Linked DNA regions of Homo sapiens: region 1 is linked to region 2. Evidence: chromatin loops called from intact Hi-C (ENCODE). Cell type or tissue: mammary epithelial cell. All regions are shown on one strand. Links, peaks and the distances in the headings refer to the core of each region. The heading gives the core; the rest is flanking DNA.

The links. A loop is a pair of places that touch in the nucleus more often than their neighbours do. Peaks named below come from ENCODE experiments on the same cell type or tissue, not always from the same donor. Only the 100,000 strongest peaks of a DNase experiment are listed, where the experiment ranks them.
Region 1: a loop joins it to region 2, with 4 times the contacts of the local background. A loop is called at or near these places in 5 of 110 quality-filtered maps.

The regions. Positions count from the first base shown.
Region 1 is chr11:71,283,382-71,293,395 of GRCh38, reverse strand. It overlaps LOC124902706 (a long non-coding RNA gene), which reads right to left and starts at 9,315. Exons shown (of 2, transcript XR_007062765.1): 1 at 8,274-9,315; 2 at 5,579-6,653. In mammary epithelial cell, for the core only: no CTCF peak of the experiment used is centred there; a DNase peak (open chromatin) is centred at 6,195; H3K27ac peaks cover 1,191 bases.
Region 2 is chr11:71,337,895-71,347,908 of GRCh38, reverse strand. No RefSeq gene overlaps it. Among named protein-coding and RNA genes, the nearest start is that of SHANK2, 90 kb to the right of the region's middle. RefSeq lists an enhancer at 3,847-4,346. In mammary epithelial cell, for the core only: a CTCF peak has its summit at 4,141 (motif pointing right); DNase peaks (open chromatin) are centred at 5,558 and 8,318; H3K27me3 peaks cover 253 bases.

The sequences.
Region 1 (10,014 bases), core at 1,418-9,417, 55 kb after region 2:
AATGCAAGAACTGACTAATACACCCAGACTGTGAAGTACAATAAATATCTAACTCTTCAATGCTCAGACACAAACAAACATCCACAAGTATCAGGATCATCCAGGAAAACACGACCTCACCAAATGAACTAAAGTCACCAGTGAACAATCCTGGATGGGCATACCAGGATGTAAAGGTATGTATGTAAAGGTATGTATGTAAAGGTATGTATGTACATACCAGGATGTAAAGGTATGTATGTAAAGGTATGTAACCTTTCACACAGAAAATTCAAAATAACTATTTACAGGAAGCTCATTGAAATTCAAGATAACACAGAGAAGGAATTCAGAATCTTATCAGATAAATTTAACAAAGAGATTGAAATAATTAAAAAGAATCAAGCAGAAATTCTGAAGCCAAGAAATGCAATTCACATATTGAATTCATCAGAGTCTCAACAGCAGAACTGATCAAGCAGAAGAAATAATTAGTGAGCCTGAAGAAAGGCTATTTTAAAATACATAGTCAGAGGAGACAAAATAAAAAAATAAAAAAGAATAAAGCGTGCCTACAAGATCTAGAAAATGGTCTCAAAAAAGCAAATCTAAGCAATATTAGCCTTAAAGAGGGGGTAGGGAGAGAGAGATCAGGGTAAAAAGTTTATTCAAAGGGATAATAACAGAGAACTTTACAAACTTAGAGACAGATATCAACATTCAAATGTAAGATGATTATAGAATACCATGCAGATTTAACCCCAATAAGACTACCTCAAAACATTTAATAATCAAACTTCAAAGGTCAAGGTTAAAGAAAGGACCCTAAAAGCAGCAAGAAAAAAAAAAACAAATAACATACAATGGAGCTCCAATACATCTGGCAGTAGACTTCTCAGTGGAAACCTTACAAGCCAGGAGGGAGTGGTATGACATATTTAAAATGTGGAAAAAAACCGTTTTATCCTAGAATAGTATATCCAACAAAAATATCCTTCAAACATGAAGGCGAGATAAAGACTTTCCCAGACAAACAAAATCTGAGATTTCACCAACATCAGACCTTTCCTACAAGAAATACTAAAGGCAGTTCTTCAATCTGAAAGAAAAGGACATTAATAAGCAGTAAGAAATCATCTGAATGTACAAAACTCACTGGAAATAGTAAGTACGCAGAAAAGCACAGAATATTATAATACTGTAATTATGGTATGTAAACTATTCATATTGTGAGTAGAAAGACTGCAAGATTAACATATCAAAATAATAACTACAACAACTTTTCAAGATATAGTAAAACATAGAGACAATAAAAAGTTAAAAAAACAGGGAGATGAAGTTAAAAAAACAGGGAGATGAAGTTAAAGTGTAGAGTTTAACATATCAAAATAATAACTACAACAACTTTTCAAGATATAGTAAAACATAGAGACAATAAAAAGTTAAAAAAACAGGGAGATGAAGTTAAAGTGTAGAGTTTTTGTTAGTTTTCTATTTGCTTGTTTGTAGTTTGTTTATGTAATCTGTGTTAAGTTCTCACGAGTTTAGAATAATGGGTTATAAGAAGATATTTTTGTAAGCCTCATAGTAACCTCAAATCAAAAAACATACAACAGATATACAAAAATAAAAAGCAAAACATTAAAACATACTACCAGAGAAAAAATCACCTCCACTGAAAAGAAGACAGGAAGGAAAGAAAGAAGGAAGAAAAGATCACAAAACAATCAGAAAATAACAAATTGGCAGGGGCAAGTCCTAATTTTTCAATGATAACATTGAATGTAAATAGACTAAACTCTTCAATCAAAAGGCATAAGCATGGCTGAATGGATATAAAAACAAGACCCAACAATCTATTGCCTACAAGAAACATGCTTCACCTACAAAGACACACAGTGACTGAAAATAAAGGGATAAAATAGATATTCTATGCCAGTGAAAACCAAAAAAGAGCAGGTGTAGCTATACTTAGATCAGACCTAACAGATTTCAAGAATAAAAACTATAAAAAGAACAAAGAAAGTCATTATATAATGATAAACAGGTCAATTCTGCAAGAGGATATAACAATTGTAAATATATATGCTCCTAACACTGGAGCACACAGATATATAAAGAAAATATTATTAGAGCTAAAAGAGAGATAGACCCCAATACAATAATAGCTGGAGACTTCAACATCCCACCTTCGGCATTGGACAGATCATCCAGGCAGAAAATCAACAAAGAAACATCAGTCTTAATCTACAGTATAGACCAAATGGAATGAATAGATATTTACAGAACATTTTACCCAACAGTTGCAGAATACACATTCTTCTCCTCAGCACATGGATTGTTTTCAAGGATAGAGCATATGTTAGGCCACAAAACAAGTCTTTAAAAATTCAAAAACATGAAATTATACCAAGTACCTTCTCTGACCACACTGTATTAAACTAGAAATCAATAATGAGAAGAATTTTGGAAACTATACAAACACATGGAAATTAAACAACATGTTCCTGAATGACCAGTGGGTCAATGAAGGAATTAATAAAAAGTTAAAAAAATTCTCAAAACAAATTACAATGAAACCACAACATACCAAAACCTATTGGATACAATGAAAGCAGTACTAAGAAGAAAGTTTATAGCAATAAATGCCTATAACAAAGAAGTAGAAAAACTTGACAAAACTTGACAAGAAAGTCAAAAAAATTTTGAGAAAGGAATAAAAAATGTCAACAAACCTTTAGCCAGACTAAGAGAGAAGACCCAAAAATAAGAATGGAGATGAAAAAGGAGACATTACAACAGATGCCACAGAAATGCAAAGGATCATTAGAAGCACCTAAGAGCAGCTATATGCCAATAAATTTGAAAGCCTAAAAGAAATGGATAAATTTCTAGACACATACAATCTACAAAGATTGACCCATGAAGAAATCCAAAACCTTCACAGACCAATAACAAGTAATACAATTGAGGTCATAATAAAAAGCCTCCCAGCAAAGAAAAGCCCAAGACCCAAAAGGCTTCACTGCTGAATTTTACCACAATATTTAAACAAGAACTAATACCAATCCTACTCAAACCATGCAGAAAAATAGAGGAGGAAATACTTCTGTATTCATTCTACAAGGACAGTGTTACCCTGATACCAAAACCAGACAAAGACACATCAAAAAGAAAAAGAAAAAGAAAACTACAGGCCACTGTCCCTGATGAACATTGATGAAAAAAATCCTCAAAAAAATACTTGAAAACCAAATTCAACAACATATTAAAAAGATAATTCATCATGATCAAGTAGGATTTATCCCAGGGATGCAAGGATGGCCCAATATATGAAAATCAATCAATGTGATACATCATATCAACAGAATTAAAACCATATGAGCATTTCAATTGGACTGAAAAAGGATTTGATAAAATTCAACATCACTTCATGATAAAAACTCTCAAAGAACTGGGTATGGGAGGAACATACCTCAACACAACAAACGTCATATATGATGGACCCACAGCTAGTGTCACACTGAAGAAGAAAAACTAAAAACCTTACCTCTAAGATCTGGAACAAGACAGGGATGCCTTCTTTCACCACTGTTATTCAACATAGCACTGTAAGTCTTAGCTAGAGCAACTAGACAAAAGATAAAAATAAAGAGCATCCAAATTGGAAAGGAAGAAGTCAAGTTAACCATGTTTACAGATGATATGATCCAATATTTGGAGAAACCTGAATACTCCACCAGAAATCTCTTTGAACTGATAAAAAAAAATTTGATAAAGTTGCAGGATACAAAATCAACTCACAAAAATCAATAGCATTTCTATATGCCAACAACAAATAATCTGAAAAAAATCCAGAAAGTAATCCCATTTACAATAGGTGCAAATATAATAAAATACCCAGGAATAAATTTAACCAAGGAAGTAAAAGATCTCTACAATGAAAACTATAAAAGATTGATGCAAGCAATTAAAATTGAGGAGGACAGAAAAAATGGAAAGATATTCTATGTTCATGGATTGGAAGAATCAATACTGTTAAAACGTCCATACTACCCAAAGCAATCTACAAATTCAATGCAATTCCTATCAAAATACCAATGACATTCTTCACAGAAATAGAAAAAATAATTCCAAAATTTATTTGGAACCACAAAAGACCCAAAATAGCCAAAGCTATCCTGAACAAAAGGAACAAAACTGGAGGAATCACATTAGCTGAGTTCAAATTATACTACAGAGCTATGGTAATAAAAACAGTATGGTACTGGCATAAACACAGACACATAGACCAATGGAAAAGAATAAAGAACCCAGAAATATATCCCTACATTTACAGTGAACTCATTTTTGACAAAGGTGCCAAGAACACACACATTGGGGAAAGGACAGTCACTTCAATAAATGGTGCTGGGAGAACTAGATATCCATATGCAGAAGAAGAAAACTAGACCCCTATCTCTCACCATATAAAAAAATCAAATCAAAATGGAGTAAAGACTTAAATCTAAGACCTCGCACTATGAAATTACTAAAAGAAAACATTGGGGAAATGCTCCAGGACATTGGACTGGGCAAAGATTTCCTGAGTAATATCCTACAAGCACAGGCAACCAAAGCAAAAATGGACAAATGGGATCACATCAAGTTAAAAAGCTTCTGCACAGCAAAGGAAACAATCAACAAAGTAAAGAGCCACCCCACAGAGTGGGAGAAAATATTTGCAAACTACCCATCTGACAAGGGATTAATAATCAGAATATATAAGGAGCTCAAACAGCTCAACAGGAAAAAATCCAATAGTCTGATTAAAAAATAGACAAAAGATTGGAATAGACATTTCTCAAAAAAAAAAAAGACATACAAATGGCAAACAGGCATATGAAAAGATGTTCAACATCACTGATCATCAGAGAAATGCAAATCAAAACCACAATGAGATATCATCTCACTCCAATTAAAATGATTTTTATCCAAAAGACAGGCAATAACGAATGCTGGTGAGGATGTGAAGATTAGGGAACTCTCGTACACTATTGGTGGAAAAGTAAATTAGTACAGCCACTGTGAAGAACAGTTTGGTGGTGTCTCAAAAAACTAAAAATAGAGCTGCTATATGATCCAGCATTCCCATTACTAGGTATATACCCCAAAGAATGGATATTAGTATATCGAAAAGATATTTGTACTGCCATGTTTATTGCAACACTGTTCACAAAAGCCAAGATTTGGGAGCAACCTAAGTGTCCATTGACAGAGGAACGGATAAAGAAAATGCAGTGCGTTTACACAGTGGAGTACTATTCAGTCATAAAAATAATGAGATCCTGCCATTTGCAACAGCATGGATGGAACTGGAGGTCATTATGTTAAGCGAAATTAGCCAGGCACAGAAAGACAAACTTCAAATGTTCTCAGTTATTTGTGGGAGCTAAAAACGAAAACAATTGAACTCATGGAGATAGAGAGTAGAATGATGGTTACCAGATGCTGCAAAGGGTAGTTGGGGGGTGGGAAGGAGAGAAAGGGGATGGCTAATGGGTACAAAAATATAATTAGAATGAATAAGATCTAGCATTTGATAGCACAACAGGGTGACTAGAATCAATAAAAATTTATTGTACATTTAAAAATAGCTAAAAGAGTATAATTGGACTATGTGTAACACAAACAAAATAACAAATGCTTGAGTTGATGGATAGAAAAACAAAAAACTCAGTCTTGAATCCACTTGTGGCATCCTCCGTCGTGGACAGCAGCCCTCCCTGCCAGTCCCCAAATGCCTGAACAGCAGCCAACATCCTTCTCTGTGGCATCCTCTTGCTTGTCAATGATTAAAAGCACACTGGGCTGGCCACCAAGGGAGTGTTGAAAGAACATGTGGAGACTCAGGCTGGCAGCTCCACCAGAGCAATGAAGCAGAGAGTCCAGTAATTGGATGCAGGAGCCAGAGACAGCTGTGTCCCTTAGCAGAATGCCTAGCCCATGAACTCCCTTCTGTGGCTGCATTCTGAAGGCCAGGTGCCAAGCTCACCATGCCGCACAGCAGTGACCAAAGAGAGAGTATGCACGAAGATGGGCAGGGCTGGACCTGACCTTCCTATGCATGTAAAACTCCCCTGCTGCCACGAGCCTGCTTTTAATTAAAAGTAACCAAGTTTGCTCCTGTTTAAGTTGACAGAAAGCCAACCCCAACAGACAATTCCCAGAAGGGAAAGTGCAAATGACACACAATTCAATGAAGAGCTGCTCAAACCCACAGGAATCAGAGAAATGCAAAGTAAAACGCAGGAATTCCCTTTACACCCATCAGATTGGTAAAAGCTAGAGGGTTGACTAATGCCAAGTGCTGGCAAGTTGGTGCAAAGCAGAGCCTTCCAGGACAGCCGTGGGAGGGAGACCTGGCACATGGCAGCCTGGGAAGCACTCAGACTGGGCTTTGTAGGGGGCTGCGACCTTGCAGTCAGGCTGAGGAATGCATGGCTGAGAGAGGCTCTCACTGTGTCTTCCCCAGAAGGGCTTGCATCGGTATCCATCAACACTGTGGAAGTTAGGAATGGAGCAGCCCAGAGTCCAGTGGTCGGCGACTGAGTTAGCAACACGTCGTGAAGCAGCAGATGGAACTGTGCAGGTGTCACCCCGCCTGCATTAGGCGTGCACTGGCGTGCCCTTAGCTGCATGGAGACAAGTAAAAGTAACACACAGCACCACCTCACACTCCTCAGGATGGCTACTGTCAACGAGGTGGAGAATAACACACAGCACCACCTCACACTCCTCAGGATGGCTACTGTCAATGAGGTGGAGAATAACACACAGCACCACCTCACACTCCTCAGGATGGCTACTGTCAATGAGGTGGAGAATAACACACAGCACCACCTCACACTCCTCAGGATGGCTACTGTCAACGAGGTGGAGAATAACAAGTGTCAGCGAGGCCATGGAGAAACTGGAACCCTTGCACACTGTGGGTGGGGATGTAAAACGGTGCGGCCCCTGTGGAAAATGGGATGGCTGTTTCTCCAAAAATTAAACATGGAATTAGCATGTCATCCAGCAATACCACTTCTGGGTCTGTCTCCAAAAGAACTAAATGCAGGGTTTCAAAGAGGTATTTGTACACTCATGTTCTCAGCTGCTTTTTTTCACACTAGCCGAAAGGTAGAAATGGACCAAACATCCATTGACAGGTGAATGAATAAACAGAGTGTGGTCCATCCACACAACGGAATATCACTCAGCCTTGGAAATAAGGAGATTCTGACACAGGTGACAACATGGATGAACTTTGAGGATGTCACGCCAAGTGAAATAAATCAGCCACAGAAAGGTGAAGGCTGTAGGGCTCAGGTTAAATGAGGTCCCTAGAATGGTCAAACCCATAGAGACAGAAAGTAGCATGGTGGTTGCCAGGGGCTGGGGGAGGAGGAAACATAGAGTTGGGGTTTAATGGGAACAGAGTTTCAGTTTGGAAAAATGACAAGTTCTGGAGATGGATGATGGTGGCAGCTGCACAACAGTTTGAATGAACTTAATGCCAGTGAACAATACACTTAGAAATGGTTAAAATGGGCTGGGTGCAGTAGCTCACACCTGTAATCCCAGCACTCTGGGAGGCTGAGGCGGGCAAATCACTTGAGGTCAGGAGTTCGAGACCAGCCTGATCAACATGGTGAAACCCCGTCTCTACTAAAAATACAAAAATTAGCCTGGTGTGGTGGTGGGTGCCTGTAATCCCAGCTACTTGGGAGGCTGAGGCAGGAGGATCATTTGAACCCAGGAGGCGGAGGCTGCAGTGAGCTGAGATTGTGCCACTGCACTCCAGCCTGGGGGACAGAGCAAGACTCCATCTCAAAAAAAAAAAAAAAAAAAAGGTCAGTTTTAGCTTATATGTATTTTACCATAATTTTTTTTTTAAACTTGATGACAACAATCAAGAACAGTGTTGAGTGAAACAGTGGGATCCGGGGCACAGTGGCATTTACAATATGAAGCGCTCACTGGAAGCCCCACACGGTGTTCTGCAAGGAGGCGCGTGCATCCTGTGCGTGCATCGAACCTGCTGAATGGGAAAGTGATCAGTGTGAGGCGGGGAGTGGAGGGCGGGGGCCGTGAGCTGAGCATAGGAGAGGAAAATGAACACGTCGTCCCCTGCACCCTTGTCCCCCACGATGAAGGAAGAACAAAGAGCCAGGCACCTGTCAGATGAGGGGAAGGACAGAATGACTCAAGGACGGGATGGACCCACTCCAGGCTGAGCCCTCCCTGCCCTGGGCAGCCCCTGCAGTCACCTTTTATCAGGATGACACGTTCACTGCCTTGTCTTGGTCACCTTTTATCAGGATCACACCTTCACTGCCTTGTCTTGGTTCTCATGAATTTTAGGTCTTCTTGGAAGCCCTGCACTTCCTAGCCAGTGCTCAGAACACACAAGTGCACAGCAGGCCTCTGTTAGCTTGGGCTGCCTGAAATCCCTTCTCCTTTTTCCTAGAAAGAGGGCAGCAGTTCTTCCTAGAGAATCAGGCTGCCCCAATCCCCACACTTATGGTTCCCATGGGGCTGACCCCTCCCTTGCAGCAGAAGTAGGCAAGTAGCCCTAGCTTGGCCCCACAGAACATCCCAGCATCCTAGGAGAGATGGTCACAGATGGGCTGGAACCAAGCCAGCCGTGGTCCAGGGCTCCAGGAGTGCACATTCTGGAATCCTGCCAAAAGCATTGGCCAGGGGAGGTGCTCTTTCTGCTGAGTCTAAGTCCAAAGGCAGGAGAAGACCTATGGTTCCACCTTGAAGACAGGCAGAGGCAAATAATTCTCTCCTCTTCAACTTTTTATTCTATTCAGGCCCCTGATGGATGAGGTGAGGCCCACCTTCTGCGGGGAGGACACTCTGCTTGCCTCGGTCTGCAGATTTGAATGCTAGTCCCATCCAGAAACATCCTCGCAAACACAGAGGCTTGACCAAATGTCTGAGCACCCCCAAGGTCCCATCAAGGCGACACATAAAATTCACCATCACGCACGGCGAGACCATCAGCCACGGGGCTGGAAAGAAATGCCCCCAGTTGGCTTGCTCTCTGCCAGAGCCAGCACCCAGCGCCACCCGTCCCTAACCTGTCCTGCGTCCTCACCCTCAGGCCCCATACCTCTCTGTGTTTCCCAGGCTCCGTGCATTCCTGCACAGACCTCTCAGACCAGTGGGGTCTTTCTCATGGCTGCCATCCGGCATCTCCGAACAATCCTGCCTTCTGTTTTATTGTTTGTTGGGTAAACGAGCTGGATTATGAACAAGCTCCCTCTTCCTGATTCTCCCACACACAACCAACCCAACCAGCCTGGCCTGTTCTGAACCCAGGCAGCTGGCACTCAACAGCGTCAGCGGGGCCCCTCCTCCCGATACGAGCCTCAGAGGCTGAAGGTCAAGAAGGCTCTGAGAAGCTGACCTCTCCCCTGTCCGAAAGCAGCCGAGCCTTCCATTCCGCTGCCCCTGTTTCTTCTTGGTGTTTGATATAGAAAAATCACTTAGGGGCCAGGCGTGGGGGCTCATGCCTATAATCCTAGCACTTTGGGAGGCCAAGGTGGGCGGATCACCTGAGGTTAGAAGTTCAAGACCAGCCTGGCCAACATGGTGAAACCCCGTCTCTATTAAAAATACAAAAATTAGCCGGGTGTGGTGGCACACATCTGTAATCTCAGCTACTCTGGAGGCTGAGGCAGGAGAATTGCTTGAACCCAGGAAGTGGAGGTTGCAGTGTGCCGAGATTACACCATTGCACTACAGCCTGGGTGACAAAAGCAAAACTCCATCTCAAAAAAAAAGGAAAAAGAAAAATCACTTAGGAAAGCCACATAGTTCACCCTCTGTGGAGCACGTTTATTCAACACACATCAGTTGTGCTGGGCACTGAGCCTGGTACTGGGGATTCAAAAATGATGAAGGCACAATCTAATTGTGGGGAGACCCCTGTCAGACGAGGCCAGCACCCAAAGTCAATGCCGTGGTGGGAGGAAACGGGAGATATGTGGAGCCCGGGGG
Region 2 (10,014 bases), core at 572-8,571:
TCCTTCATTTATTCCTGAGTTAAATAGCATCTTAGGTGCTCATTTCATGTTTCAATGAGAGTCTTCATTTTGCCTTTTGGACACACTCTTCTTTTGCGCTTCTCCTTGTGCCTACCTTCCAAGCCATTCTTTCTCCTTCTTTGCTAACTCTCTCTCCTTCACAACTTAGATGAAACCTTCAGTCTTGTCCTCAGATCTCTGTGCTGATCTATCTACCAGCTTTTCCAGGTGATCCAGTCCAGCCTACTGAATTAAAAATCACCTAAATGTTAAGAACTCTCAAACTTACATGCCAAGCCCCATCCACTGCCATGATTCCAGACTAGTGAATCTGGTCTCCTGGAAAGACCATTCAGTGTCTAACAGGCATCTTGAATCAGACGTGTCCAAAATACAGTGTGGGATTCACACTTCCCATGCCTTCAGAACTGTTCTTCCCCTGTGGCACCTTCCCTGACACCCTCTGCCCAAGCCACTATTGACTTTCACCTGGAATACCATCAACCTTTACCTGGGACACTCAATGCCTTCCTAATGAGACTCCCCCTAACCCAATCTATTCTTCAACTATTGGCCAGCATGATCTTTTTAAAGCACAAGCTGGATTTTGTCTCTGTCCTACTTAAAACAATCCTGGCTTCCCATTGAGCTTACAGTAAAATTCAAGCCGCTCAGCCCTGCTTTTAGGACCCTAAAAGATCCATCCCCAACTGCCTCTCCAGTCTCATCTCTGTTCTTCCCTTCACTCACTGCACTCAGTCACACTGGCCTGCCTGTGCTTCCCACCATGGGCTTTACATTTTCTGTTCCCTCTACTAGACATGCTCTTCCTGCAGGTATGTGCATTGTGAATTTCCTCATTTTCTTCATGGGTCAGCTCAAATGTTACCTACTCAAAGAGGCTTTTCTATACCTCCCTTTAAAAGCAGCATCTCCCATCACTCTCTAACCCCTTCCACTGATTTACTTTTCTGCACAGCATTTGTCATCAGCTGACGTTATGTATTTATTATATCCTAATGTATTTTTATTTCTATCTTATCTACTGGAATGAACATACCTTTGTCTATTTCATCCATCACTGTATATCCAGAATCTAGAAAGGTACCTGGCACATAGTAGTTTCTCAAAAAACATTTATTGAATGATCAATCACTTTCCCTTCAAGAGACAGCACCCTTACAGGTGAATATAAATATAATTTATGATATAAATAGAAAGATGGGGATTCAAGAAGCAAAATAGAACACTGCAAGCACAGAAGGAAGAATGAGCAAAAGCATATGGACAAGAAAATTCTGCAGTTTGATGCACCTGTCTATCTGTGTCTCTACTTCAGTTCAATCCAGCAAGACCAACTTGAAGGCCTCATACATGCTGGGCACTGTTCTGGAGCTAGGATATGGAGATAAATGCCACCTTGACCTTAAGAAACTCAGTTTGGGGAGGGGAGTTTGGTACATAGACAACTGACAATCTAGGAAGCCACTACTCTATAGAGGCACCATGTAAAGAAGAGTGGAAACGCAAGGTCAATTCAACTTGAGACTCAAGTCAGGATAGGCTTCCCAGAGGAGGGACTGCATCTTGAAGAAGGGACAAGAGTTTCATGAGCAGATTACGAAGAAATAATTTGTTTAAAAATTATTTTATAGGACTACAATATTTGTTGTATCAGTCAGGATGATCAAGGTTATGCTGAAGTATCAAACATCCCCCATATCCCAGTCATTTAAAAGAACAGCAGATCATCTCTTGTTGAGACCACATATCCATTGCAGGTCCTCAGGCAGCAGGGACAGTGAGCAAGGAGGCTCTGTGCAGAGATGTCCCTCAGGGCCAGGGTGTAGGGAGGGAACAGCTGTGTGCTCAAGCCCCTCAGCTGCCAGGCAAAGGAAGAGTGCTCTTGGAGTCGCATGCCAGCATTTTAAATGCTTTGCCTACTTCTCCCCACAGTCCATGGGGAGTAGCTTGTACCATATTCACTACTCCCTGCAAAGGAGACAGAACAGGCAATCCTGCCATGTTCATGCACAGAGGAAAACCAGACAATCTGGTAGGCAGCATTAAGAGTTACCCCCAGGGCACAGCAGACCGCAATGGTGGCCTTCCCAATACCACCCTTTCCTTCTTCCTATGACAGTGGCCTGGTGAGGCTGAGGCAGGCGTGCAGCCCGGCTAAAGAGCTGCATTCCCAGCCTGCGCCCCTGCTAGGTCTCGTCATGCGACACATCTAAGAACCACGCGATGTGACTGGCGGCTGCAGGATGAAGTCTCTGGGAAAGTGGCTTAAAAAGGACAGGCTAGGCCAGGCGGGGTGGCTCACGCCTGTAATCCCAGCACTTTGGGAGGCCAAGGTGGGTGGATCACCAGCGGTCAGGAGTTCCAGACCAGCCCGGCCAACATGGAGAAACCCTGACTCTACTAAAAATAAAAAAATTAGCCAGGCGTGGTCATGGGCACCTGTAATCCCACCTACTTGTGAGGCTGAGGCAGGAGAATCACTTGAACCCAGAAGGCAGAGGTTGCAGCGAGCCAAGATCACGCCACTGCACTCCAGCCTGGGCAACAAGAGCAAAACTCCGTCTCAAAAAAAAAAAAAAAAAGAAAAAATCACCAGGAATGCTTGTTAAAACCTAGATTCCTGGCCTCAACACCCAATTTGCCAGTCTGGGGTTGGGCCCAGGACTTTTCTTTCCTGATAAACTCTCAGGGGCTGCTGCTGACCTCAGATCATACCCTGAGTAGCAAACTCACTGGGGCACAGGCTAGTCCCGGGAAATCCTGCAAGTTGAGGTTATGAACCAATTCACCTATGAGCTCTCCAAGGGCAGGAGCTGGGTTTTATCCACTCACAGACGCTTACCCCACTCGCTTTTCCTCCCACGGCTCTGCCGTGTACACCCCGTGTTCCAGTCCTTCTGAATACGGCTGGTCACTGAACCAATGACACAGTCCACTCTCTTGTTGACTTACGAAGCCCACATGCACCAGGCACGGTGCCTATGCGTGGGGCAGGCCTGGGGTTCGGCCTTTCTGACCAGCACCCCCGTGATGAAATGCTGCTGTTCACAGGCCACCCTGGGGTAGTCAGGGCCAGGGGTCCCCTCCCCACCTCCTAAAATAAATGCAGGATCTAAGAGCAGCACTTGCTCCTCTCCAATGCCAGGTGCAGACATGGGAGAGCAAGGCCGGGAATGCTGTCTGGAGGACCCCCCAGCAACTTCCTTCTCCCAGAAAAGCAGAAGTACCTGTCCACTCACACTACAGTGACTTTCAGCAGTTTCTGGGGTTAATTTCTCAAAGTAAACTGCTCAGGACCACCTCATTCCCTTCTCTAAATCCCATGTCTCTGCACACTCCACAGGGGGCTGTGAGGAGGGGGCGTCTAGCTGTGTATCAGCTGGGGCTGGGGCTGCAGATGCTGGGCCTGCTCTCCTGTTTGTTGGACGCTTTGGCCCCAGTCTCCTGGTTGGGAAAACAACACAGACCCTTTAGGCTGAGAACAAAAACTCCAGCCTCCGTGGGGTCTCTGGAAATGGTTGAACTCCCGTACAGGAGTCTGAGAAGGGGACACACAGATGGGGGAACAGGAGCAGGTTTGGCCTCACGGAGGGGTGGGCAGTGGCTCCTTCGTCCTGGTCAGGAGCAGGGCACGGCTTCCTGAAGGAAATGTACCTGCTGTACTGTAGCCTGGCACAGAACTAGGGCATCTGCAGATCTAAACAGGGTGAGCCAGGAGATGAGGGGCTGCAACAGGGGAGAGGAAAGGGACGGGCAGGAGGAAGCGGGAGGAAGAGGAGTGGGAGTGAGCGGAGGGAGGAGGAGGGAGAGGGCAAGAGGAAGAGGAGGGAAAGCAGCTCTCACTAGTTCAGCAATGACCAGGACGGTGTTGTGCATTCTCTGTCTGGTATAACACAATAGCCCTACCAGGGAGGCTGTATTTCTAGCCCCACTTTACAGAAGGGGAAACTGAGATGTAGGGAACTTCAGGAACTTGTCAAAGGCCATTCAACCCTGAGTGGCAATGCTCAAACTCAGGGCTCTGCCAAAACCCCGGCTCTTGGCCTGCAGAACCCGAGGAGGGCAGGGGACCAGCAGGGGCTTTGGCCTCCAGGTCAGGACGCGAATTCTAATCCCAGCCTGCAGAGGGAGCATGTGGGTCAAAGGAGTTGGCAGCTGACTGGGTTCCGGGTGGGAGGGAGGAGCATGGAGTGGCCTTGGGGTTCCACAACGGGTGCTCAGGGTGATGACAATGCTGTCCCTGAGCCTGAGCCTGCTGCAGAGCACAGGGACATCGGGAGGAGGACGTGGTAGGCCTGGGTGTGAGCAGCCGTGTCAGGGGCCGCAGGGAGGGTGGATGGGAGCATGGGCGTTGAGAATGTGGCTGCAGGTGGGCTTCCTGAGTCCCCAGCCTGTGGGTGGGGCGAGGGCCCTTCCCTGGGTGAGGAGAGCCCGGGAAAAACAGCATCGGAACGGGTGGAAGAAGGGACGGAACCCACAATGGACCCCGGGAATGGGGCAAGTGGAGCGTGACCAGGGCGTGGGGACAGGCCTTCTTGGAGAGAGGGTCCCCGAATGCAGGGCTGGGAAGTGAGGAGGCGAAATGGGAGCGGGACAGCTCTTCTGGAAGCTTGGCTGGGAAAGGTGGTCTGGGGTTCTCTCTCTCTCCCCACTCCCTGCCTGCTTCTGCTTCAGTATCAGTGCATGAGTCAGCTGGGGCTGCAGTCACAAAGCCCCACAGGTGTTTATCCTCTACAGTTCTGGGGTTGCAGCCCAAGATCAAGGCAGCAGAGTTGGTTCCTCCAGAGGCCCTTCACTGTGGCTTATAGCTGCCACCTTCCCTGTGTTCCCCTGTGCATGTCTGTGCCCTCATCTCCTCTTTTGATAAGGACACCAGTCAGATGGGTTTAGGGCCCACCCATGTGACTTCATTTTAAAATAATCACCTCTATAAAGACCCTATCTCCACCAGGCACGATGGCTCATGCCTGTAATCCCAGCACTTTGGGAGGCTGAGGCAAGAGGATTGTTTGAGCCCAGGAGTTTGACACAAGCCTGGGCAATATAGTGAGAACCTGTCTCTTAAAAACATATTTTTAAAAAAATTAGCCAGGCATGGTGGTACATGCCTGTGGTCTCAGCTACTTGGGAGGCCAAGGCGGGAGGATCACTTGAGCCCAGGAATTTGAGATCAGCCTGAGCAACATGGCAAGACTTCGTTTCTACAAAAAATAAAAAAGTCGGCTGGGCTGGTGGTGCGCGCTTGTAGCCCTAGCTTCCTGTGAGGCTGAGGTGTGAGGATCCCTTGAGCCCAGGAGGTCGAGGCTGCATTGAACCATGATTGCACCACTGCACTCCAGCCCAGGTTACACAGAGATTTCTGTCTCAAAAAACAAATAAATAATCAAAACAAAGGTCCGGTCTCCAAATACAGTCACATGCTGAGGTGCTGGGGTTAGGATATCAACATAGGAATTGTGGGGAGACACATCTCAGCCCACGGGGATCAGTCGCAGCTTGAACTTGAGCTCTGACGTGGCTGTGGTCGGAGGACTCTGCATTCCTCTGGCTCTGAGATGTGACGTAATCACATTACCCAACCCACTTCTCACGTTCTCCACTGGGAAGCCTCACAAGCACCCCGAGACCTGAGGAGTCACCCTTGACTCTCCCGGGACTTGTTGGCACTCCCTTCAATGCAGACCTCCTGCCCAAGCCCCTGGTTTCTTGCCTGGACGACTGCGAGCCCCTCGCTGGTCTCCTGGGCACCCCCAGCTCTACTCCCTTCCGTTTTCCTCCTTGCAACATTTGTGAAATGCAAACTGGACCATGTCACCCCCTTCCTCAAAGCCTTCAGTGCTGCCCTGTTGCCCTTCGGACAACATTTCACAGCCTGGCCTGCAGGGCCCTGCCTGGCATGGACCTCTCAGCCACATTTTGAGTGGCCAGCCGTGCAACCCATGCCGTGTCTATGTTGGTCATCTTTCCATTTTTTGAATGTCCCAAGCTATTTCCCTCACCTGAGATTTGTCCAGAGCTGCTGCCTCCTCCCGAGATGTCCTCCCTGACTCGTCACCTGGCCAGCTCCTCCCACCTATGGGGGTCCACCTAGGAGCCACCCCATCCCTGCATGTCTGTGCTCCCACCTCAGCTCACCCGAGCACATCTGCCCACCGTGCACCTGCTCCTTGCTGGACAGTGCTGTAGGGATAGAGCATACACGAGACAAACAGGCTCCAGCAGGGCAAGGCGGAGAGCAGGCAGACGGGTAAGGAAAATAAACCAATGTCAGGCTAGTGGCAGGTGGAGAGTGAGGTCTCCTTTTGGAGGTCGTGGTCTTTAGTGGAGACCCACATGACAAGAAGGAGCCAGGGAAGAGCACCCCAGGTGGAAGGAACAGTTGGCGCCCAGGCCCTGAGGTAGGGATGGGGGTGGAATGTCTGTGGAAGAGAAGAAAGGACCATCGGTGGAACCTGTGGAAGCAGGCAGCACGAGCACCTGGGGAGGCTGCGAACTGAAGCCTGCAGAGTTTGTAAGCCCAGGCAAGGGATCTGGATCTTACGCTACTGGAGAGTTTTCAGTAAAGATGGGACATGATCTGGTTTATGCAGTTAAAGGATCACTCTGGGCCGGGCACAGTGGCCCACGCCTGTAATTCCAGCACTTTGGGAGGCCAAGGCACGAGGATCACCTGAGGTCAGGAGTTCAAGACCAGCCTGGCTAACATGGTGAACCCCTGTCTCTACTAAAAATACAAAAATTAGCTGGGCGTATTGGCTTGTGCCTGTAGTCCCAGCTACTCGTGAAGCTGAGGTGGGAGAAACCCTTGAACCTGGGAGGCAGAGGTTGCAGTGAACCGAGATTGTGCCACTGCACTCCAGCCTGGGCCACAGAGTGAGACCCTGTCTCAAAAAAAACCCCACAAAAAACAAAACATCACTCTGGCCATTCTAAGAAGACAGTATCAACAGAGAAGGGACATGCAAAGAGACCCCTTAGGAGGTTACTATAGAAGCCCAGGAGAGAGTTACCAGTGACCAGGGCGAGGGTGACGGAGTAAAGCTGGAGAAATGTGTGCAGACTAGTCTATGCTTTCAAAGTAGATTTAAGAGAACTTGCTTAGGGTCAATAAAGGTTGCAAGAGAAGAGGAAGCAAGGCAGATGCTGGAATTTTGACCTAAGCATAGACAGACCATCCCCTGAGAGTGTAAACCCCAGGGCACATCAGACCGTGATGGTGGCCTTTCCGATACCACCCTTTCCTTCTCCCTATGACAGTGGCCCGGTGAGGCTGAGGCAGGCATTCAGCTCAGCTAAAGAGCTACATTCCCAGCCTGCACCAATGCTAGGTGTCATCATGCAGGGGTGGGGGGCACAGGGAGGAGGACCAGGATTAGGGCAGAAGCTGAGAAAGACGGAGTATGAGTCTGTGGCCAGGTGGAGTTGGAGCTGCCCCCACTGCACCCCTGACACCCACTGCCTGCTGTGCAGCCCCCTGAGGCTTGCTCACCGTGGAGCTGCCCATTTCCACGGCATGTAGGCTGAACTCTGTCTCAGGAGCACTCCTCACTGGACTGTGACCTGCAGGACATGGGCCTCCCTATCTCATCCTCCTTCACCACAGAGGCCCCACACCCCACCCAGAAGCCTCAGCGCACAGTGAATGTGCCGCCAGTGTCGTTGGAGCGAATCAGTGACGGATGGAGGAACGCAGACATGAAAGGACCGTTGCGCTCGGTCCAAAAAGAACATCAGTAGCCCTTTGGCAGCTTGGTTCCTTGGCTTCCCCTGAAGTGCCTTTAAAATCAACTACAGTAAGAACTCATCTTTGGAATGGCCATCCACGTATTTTATGACTAATCCTGAGAAACCAGCATCACAGAGCCCAATAGGCAATGACAGTAACTATGGTAATTAACCCAAATCGCCCTTCTCTTTAAAGACCAGAGAAGCACAGGAGATGCATCCCCAGGGACTGTAAGGGATGAAGATGATTTCTTTAAGCTCCTGATATCTGCTCCACGGACGTGTAAAATCACAGCTTTGAACTCCTAGTTGAGTTGCCAGCTCTGCGGGCTCCAGAGAGACCACACACGGGTAGCCGCTGACTCACCTACACCTCAGCCCTGGGTGACCTCTTGGTTACAGGTAACCATGCGGCAGCCACCAGGCTCTGTCCCCTGCCTGCTGTGTTTTGGAGGTAGAGCCTGTGCTGGGAAGCACAGTTCCCGAAATGGTCTCCTTCGGCCTCCCAGGGCGATGCATTAGAAGTAACGAGAAGCTTCCCTGTCTGTCTGGATGGGGAGACCAGCAGGCCTAGACTTGCTAAGCAAATGTGTTTCCTCTTTGGAAAATGACTGTCCCTGGCAGCTCCCTGCCTGGACAGAGTCGGGTGCATAATGGACCTTAACTATGCGTGGGTGTGAGGAACAGGAGGGCCGGAGGCAGGCGCGGGGGCCAGACCACCCAGAAGCATGTGCTTTTGAAAGTGAAAATGAGCCATAATGACCCAGAAGGGTGTTGCTGCTTCATATTGGACTCCCAGTGGTGGAATACGTGAGAATGCTTTCAATTTTGTCGTTGAGACACCGTTGATTCTGGGATACGGCTGTGCGTGCGTGCTCTTCATCGTGGTGGAAATGGCTTGTCTTAATAAGCTCTGGAGCAAATGCAGGCTTTCAGAGTCACGCTGCAAAAACAGCATTTGGCTGTCTGCAGAGCTCCCCCAAAGCAAAGCAAACGTAGGACATGAGAGTCAAGAGAAAAAATCCTGGAGGAGGCAACCAGGGTGTGAGGGGGCCAAGACTTAGCAAATAAAAGTAACAGGGTGCATAGTTATATTGGAATCCCAGACACACAGTATTTTTTTTTTACATATAAGTATGTCCAAATAGTGCATGAGGCATACTTACACTAAAATAAATAATAACCCACTGTTTATCCCACATGTTATCTGGCAGCCCTGTACGGGGAGCGAAGCTCTGCCTGCCGCACATTAAATGAGTTTGGCTTGCCATCATTTCTGAAGGTTGAATTGTTGTTTCTGAACATTTTAACCCCTTGGCAGAAAGGAGGAGATTAGCTTAGCAAGTACTTTAATGGGTAGTTCACACGCTGCTATTTGCTATGGTAGTCTCCTCTGTCAGGCCGTTCTTGCATTGCTATAAAGAAATACCTGAGGCTGGGTAATTTATACAGAAAAGAGGTGTCATTGTGTCTCACGAACAGGAAGCATGGTGCCAGCATCTGCTTCTGGTGAAGCCTCAGGAAGCTTCCGATCATGGTGAAAGGTGGCAGGGAGCCAGCGTGTCGCAGCGTGAGAGATGGAGCAAGAGAGCGACGGGGGAAGGGGCCACACACATTTAAACAATTAGATCTTGCATAAACTTCCCGAGCAAGAACTCACTCATTGAAGGAAATAATGTATGCAGTGGCCCATTTCCAAGACAAAGTGCCTTAAATTGGCTTAGGTCAGCAAACTACAGAAGAAACAGGATATACTAGGCCCCTGCTTGGATAGCCAAGGCCCGCTTGCCAGCCCTCCAACCCCCTTGGTTGCCCTTACGTGAACTGAAGAAGTTTAGTCTAAGATGAAAGTTTACAGGCCGGGGGCAGTGGCTCACGCCTGTAACCCCAGCACTTTGGGAGGCCGAGGCAGGCGGATTACTTGAGGTCAGGAGTTTGAGACGAGCCTGGCCAATATGGTGTAACCCCATCTCTACTAAAAATACAAAAATTAGCCAGGCATGGTGACGCGTGCCTGTGGTCCCAGATACTCGGGAGGCTGAGGCAGAAGAATCACTTGAACCCAGAAGGTGGAGGTTGCAGTGAGCTGAGATTGTGGCACTGCACTCCAGCCTGAGCAACAGAGCGAGACTCAGTCTCAAAAAAAAAAAAAAAAAATGAAAATGTACTAGCCTGCAAAATAGCTAGCTTTTTCTGTTCTTATCAGCCTGCCCAGATACTTAAGTCATAAGTCAAATACTTGAAGAGCCCCCGAGCTGACTAGGA